Regions from separate parts of the Homo sapiens genome. Here region 2 is linked to region 1. Evidence: chromatin loops called from intact Hi-C (ENCODE). Cell type or tissue: MCF 10A. All regions are shown on one strand. Links, peaks and the distances in the headings refer to the core of each region. The heading gives the core; the rest is flanking DNA.

Region 1 (2,809 bases), core at 201-2,700:
GCGTGAGCCACCTCGCCTGGCCCAGCCACCCCTCCAGGCCCTAGGCTGAGCATTTAAATCCACTGCAGGACTTGGGTGGAGCTGGAGGCCATTATCCTAAGTGAAGTAACTCAGGAACGGAAATCCAGATACGGTAGGTTCTCACTTATATAAGCGGAAGCTAAGCTATGAGGATGCATAGGCATACAGAGTGATATAACGAACTTTGGGGACTGAGTCCAGGGAGGTTGGGAGGGGATGAGGGATAAAAAACTGCGTATTGGGTACAGTATACACTGCTCAGGTGATAGGTGTACTAAAATCTCAGAATCACTATAGAACTAATTCATGTAACCAAAACCCACTTTGACCCCAAAGGCTACTGAAATAAAAAGAATTAAAAATAGGCCGGGCGCGGTGGCTCACGCCTGTAATCCCAGCACTTTGGGAGGCCGAGGCGGGCGGATCACGAGGTCAGGAGATTTGAGACCATGCTGGCTAACATGGTGAAACTCTGTCTCTACTAAAAATACAAAAAATTAGCTGGGTGTGTTGGCAGGCACCTGTAGTCCCAGCTACTCATAGTCCCAGCTACTTGGGAGGCTGAGGCAGGAGACTGGCATGAACCCGGGAGGCGGAGCTTGCAGTGAGCTGAGCTCGTGCCACTGCACTCCAGCCTGGGTGACAGAGCCAGACTCCGTCTCGAAAAAAATAAAAAAGAATTAAAAATAAAAATAAAAAATAAATCACTCACCTCTCTGATCATCAGTTACCGCATCTGTAAAATGAAGACAATAAGTCTGGGTAAGGTGGCTCACCCGGTAATCCCAGCACTTTGGGAGGCCGAGGCAGGCGGATCATTTGAGGTCAGGAGTTCAAGACCAGCCTGGCCAACATGGTAAAACCCCGTCTCCACTATAAATACAAAAATTAGCCAGGCGTGGTGGCGTGCACCTGTAATATCAGCTACTTGGGAGGCTGAGGCAGGAGAATTGGTTGAACCCAGGAGGCAGAGGTTGCAGTGAGCCAAGATCGCCCCACTGCATTCCAGCCTGGGCGACAGAGCGAGACAACATCTTAAAAAAAAAAAAAAGAAGACAATAATTCCTTTCTCAACAGGTTATCCTGAGGAGCGAATGAGAAATAATGGGTCGTGCCCAGCACACAGTAGGTGCTCCTGAGTCTGTGTCTTTCTCCTCCCCACGCCCCAGTGGCCAGGGAGAAAGGAAACAAAGTCAGTATCCATCCCAGCTGTTTATTGAAAGGGAAGGTGGGATGGAAGGGGTGCAGGATGAGGAGGGGGCGTGAGGCACAAGGACAGTAGGGTGTGCCCTGGTGGGGGCCGCCTGAGGATCCCCTAGGAGGCCCTTCAGGCTGGTGGAGACTGAAGGTAAGGGTTAGGGAGGGGAGGGGCGAGAGCCTTGAGCGCTGCTCTCCAGCTGCATCAGAGCTCCCTCTAGTGGTACAGAAGAGAGATGACGCCTCCGGCTGGGGAGGGAGGGGCTGGCGCCTCTGAGAGAGCCCATTTATTATCAGGGTCACGGCCAAGACCGTGGGCTTGGTTTCTAGGTAGGTGGACTTTGAGGGGCAAAGACAACCCACTTTTCCTGCCCCCTACCCCCGGCTCTTAGAGACCATTTAAATCCATATCCAAAGTATATCCAGAGCCACCTGGGACCATCAGGCCTCTGGCTAGTCTTTCTGGGCCAAACCTGTCCTCCACCCTGAGGACCCTCAGGGAACCAGGAAGGTGAGGGGCTGGCTCCGCCCCACCTGTAGCACAAGAGCTGGCCCAGGAGGAGGCTGAAGATGTGTTTCTAGTTCCTGCATGCTGCTTTGTTGTGTGACCTCGGACATGTCACCTCCAGCCTTCTTCACCCACCTCACCTATCAACTAGGGCTAGTAATTGCCTGTGGTGGGTGGGCTGGGGGGCTCTGATGCCAAAATGCAGGTAGAAGACACACTGTGAGAGGCAAACGTCTTCACTCATCCTGCAGGGAAAGGCCAAGTGAGCATCTGGGACCCATTCGAGCTGAATGACCCCCACCCCTTCATCTGTGTCTATGGAGGGCAGTGCGTGTCCTCATCCTGGCGAGAAGAGGAATCTGATCCAAAGCCCTCATGGCAGAGAGGCAGGAGCTGATGGCTTGAAAGGGCAAGGGTTTGCCCAAGGTCATGCAGAGGAAGGAGTGGGGACGGGTTGAAGGAGATGTTTTCTGCCCCTGAGGGCCTTGGGAAGAGGGTGTGGGTAGGAAGTTTTGGGAGGACTTGAGGAATGCTGGTATCTTGGAAGAGTTGGGGCCCCACTCCTGGGGAGGGAGCACTGGGATTTGAGCTCCAGATTTGACCTGGAGTTGGGCTCTAAAGGGACCCTGCTAAAAGGGAGAAGTTGGGGAAACACTGAGAGGGGGTTATGGTGAGAAGGGGGGAAGGATCCAGGACCCACATCTTAGGCCATGTGGGCAGCTCAGGAGTCCCTCTTGGGCTGGATAGTCTGCACAGAAGATTGCCCAAAGGGGCTGGCGGGTGGCGAGAACCATGACTGGCCACTGGCATTGCGGAAAATGGGTGACAACTGCTGCTCTGGCTCATCCCCGAAGACCTCCACGTGGCTGTCGGCTTCGGGGTCCAAGGGCTCTGCCTTGGTGTCCTGGCTCAGCCAGCCTATCATGGCCCAGAAGAGGCAGATGGCGAGCAGAACTCCAGCTGCCACACAGAGCGCTGTGCCTGCCAGGCGACAGGTGCCCAGGGCCTGGTTGTAGTCGGCTGCCCGCTGATCCAACACCAGGAACTCACCCTCACCGATGCCCTCCAGCTTGGGGGGCACTG
Region 2 (2,809 bases), core at 116-2,615, 210 kb before region 1:
CCTCAGCTGAAGAATGGGGGTCAAGGCAACACCCACTTCAAAGTGTTTTGGAAGAATAAAATAAGGCCTGTCAAGCACTTAGCAGAGTGCTTAAAGCTTGGAGAATTTATCTTAACACAGGGTGCAGTGCAATGCTATGGAAGGACTTTGTAAGTTGCAAGGCCCTAAACCACCCTTGGCTGTGTGTTTGTGCCATGTTTCTGATCCAAAGAACCCAGAACTGTGAGGGAGAACCTCCCAGTGGCCTCTAATCCATGACAGATGTTATCTGCCATCACTGTTACTAACGTTATGTGACCATTAACATTCTCAGGTTTCAGAAAGGCCACAGTCAAAGGCCCATCTCCTGTGAGACTGGGGTTAAGGTCCCAGAGAACACTTTAGAATGTCATCCCTCCAGCTGAGCCCACTGTTCCCCGGGGTCCTCTCAATAATCCAAAACAGGGAAGAGTCATTACTGTTCCACTTTACAGATCTGGGAGCTGGAACCCAGAGCTTCAAGCTGCCTGACCCCAAAGCCCAAGCTCTATCCCTGTTCTTGGTTGGCCAACTGGAGTCCCTGTCCAGCCGTCCATACCTATGCCTACCTGGACACCCTGTGGGGACTCCTGTGAGGTCCCTCACACCTCTGCTAAGCAAGCTCCCTCCCCAGTCTTTGCCGGGTACTGCCTATCCTTCCAGGACCCTTCTGATCCCAGCCAGGCCAGGGATGGCCAATGCCGGGTCAATCACTTTCCCTCCTGATTCCAGAACAGAAGAGGCTGGTGCCACTGTAAGCCTAAGAGGCCCCAGGCCTAGATTTGTTCATAAATATTACCAACAGCTACCAAGCAGGAGGGGCTCTTATTCCCATCTTAAACTGTGGCTCAGAGAAATCAGGTGAACATAGCTAGGGAGAGTGTGAGCTAGAGTTGAGATTCAGGTCTCTCTGACTCCAAAATGCATGATGTCAGCCTTAGAACAGCTCAGCGACATCAGGTGACTTATTTCTCAGTTCTAGTCCTCAGTTTTCTCATCTCTAAAATGGAGACATTAACGTTGCATGGGATTTGTTCAGTTGTAAGGATTAAATTGGATGAGTTTTTAAAATTCCCAGAGCCTCACTGGGCACATGGGTGTGGCATCCCTGAAGGATTGGGGGCCTTGAAGTCAGGCAGACATGGGGGCCGAGTGCCAGTTTTATCACTTTTGCTCATGGAGACAATGATTTCTCCTCTCTGAGCCTCATAGACCCATCTGGAAAACAGGAATGATCGGCCCCTCTCACAGAGATAGTGCTAATGCCAAAGTTTTGCTTTTAAAAGCTAAAAACATGGCTGTCAGGCCAGGTGTGGTGGCTCACACCTGTAATCCAGCGCTTTGGAAGGCTGGGGCCAGGAGCAGTCTGTGTTTTAGCAAAAGCCCTCCAGGAATCAAGAACCCACAAGTTAGAAGCGTGACCCAGAGTCGTCACCTGGTGGTATTTTGTGGAAACTACAGCATGGCAGACACTGTCACCAATCCTTTGACTCCAAGGAGAACAGGACGCTTTCTGCTCAAAGTGTCCCAGACCACGGTCATGGGCCATAGAGTTGGCTTTAGAGTGGGCTCATCACCTTTTCTCACCTGCAAGGGCACACAACACAGGAAGCCTTCCCCAGTAAATAACTCTTCAAGTTTTCTCCCTGCTGCACTTGGGATAAACCCCCAATTCCTTACAGAGTCTGGCTTCTCCAGATCTCTCTGTCCTCACTTTCTCTTCCCTCTTACTCCCCACCGGCCTCACTGGCCTCCTTGCTGTTTCTCGAATTCACCAAGCACATTCCCACCTCAGGGTTTTGGTGTTTGCTGTTGCCTCTTCGCCCTGAGACTTTCGTGGCACGTTCCTTCACTTCATTCCCAGCCCTGTTCAAATGCCATCTCCTCTGGGAAGCCATCCAGGACGACACTTACCAAGGATCCCTTGCCCTACCCTCTTTCCATCTGTGACTCTGCCTTATTTTTATTTATCACTGACATTATCTCATATATTTGTTTGATTTTTGTCTGTCCCCATCACGAGACCATAAGCTCCAATAAGGCAGAGATGTTTGTTCTGCTCGCTGTTGAATTCTCAGCACAGACAGTAGGTGTTCAATATATATTTACTGAGTTAATGAATATACTCATTATATTCATTATGAATATAAAGTATGGCAGGTATTATCAATCACCCTTTTTCCCATCAATGGGGAAACTGAAGCTCAATAAATTGATGTGACTCATTCAAGTCCACATAATGAGGGAGTGCTGGGATCTGGATTTGAAGCAGGATTTCTGGAAGCTGAAATGTGGGAGCTGTGTCCACAGTGGCACCTTGAGTTTCCTAAGCCTGGGGAGACTTTTTAATCAGACATCACCCAAGATCAGTAAGTCAGCAGTTGTGGGTTCTGCAGGAGAGGGAGCAAAGATCCAGTGCAGAGATCCTCAAGGGGGCAATGTCACCAAGAGTGTTGGAGAGTTCCCAGTGACCAGGGGGTGCCCCGGCCATGCAGGAGGGGAGCAAGGGTGCAGACATCCTGCAGTGCATCTCAAGTCATGATTTTCAAATCTCCCTTTGGTAATTAGTGTAGGTAAAAACCTTGTTTTTAATTATCTGAGCCAAGGACCGAATTCTATTTTACATATAAACACAATGTGTGGGGGTTTTCATTTTGTTTTTTATGTTTAATAGACTACTTTTTTAGAGAAGTTTTAGACTTAGAGCAAAACTGTGCAGAGACTGGGCACACTGGCTCACGCCTGTAATCCCAGTGCTTTGGGAGGCCGAGATGGGGAGATTGCTTGAGGC

The links. A loop is a pair of places that touch in the nucleus more often than their neighbours do. Peaks named below come from ENCODE experiments on the same cell type or tissue, not always from the same donor. Only the 100,000 strongest peaks of a DNase experiment are listed, where the experiment ranks them.
Region 2: a loop joins it to region 1, with 11 times the contacts of the local background. A loop is called at or near these places in 5 of 110 quality-filtered maps.

Annotation. Positions count from the first base shown.
Region 1 is chr20:353,274-356,082 of GRCh38, reverse strand. NRSN2 (neurensin 2) reads right to left here. Exons shown (of 5, transcript NM_001323682.2): 5 at 1,221-2,809. The coding sequence ends at 2,448. Among named protein-coding and RNA genes, the nearest start is that of NRSN2, 7.6 kb to the right of the region's middle. In MCF 10A, for the core only: a CTCF peak has its summit at 1,443 (motif pointing left); a DNase peak (open chromatin) is centred at 1,422.
Region 2 is chr20:560,534-563,342 of GRCh38, reverse strand. No RefSeq gene overlaps it. Among named protein-coding and RNA genes, the nearest start is that of CSNK2A1, 18 kb to the right of the region's middle. In MCF 10A, for the core only: a CTCF peak has its summit at 1,447; a DNase peak (open chromatin) is centred at 1,452.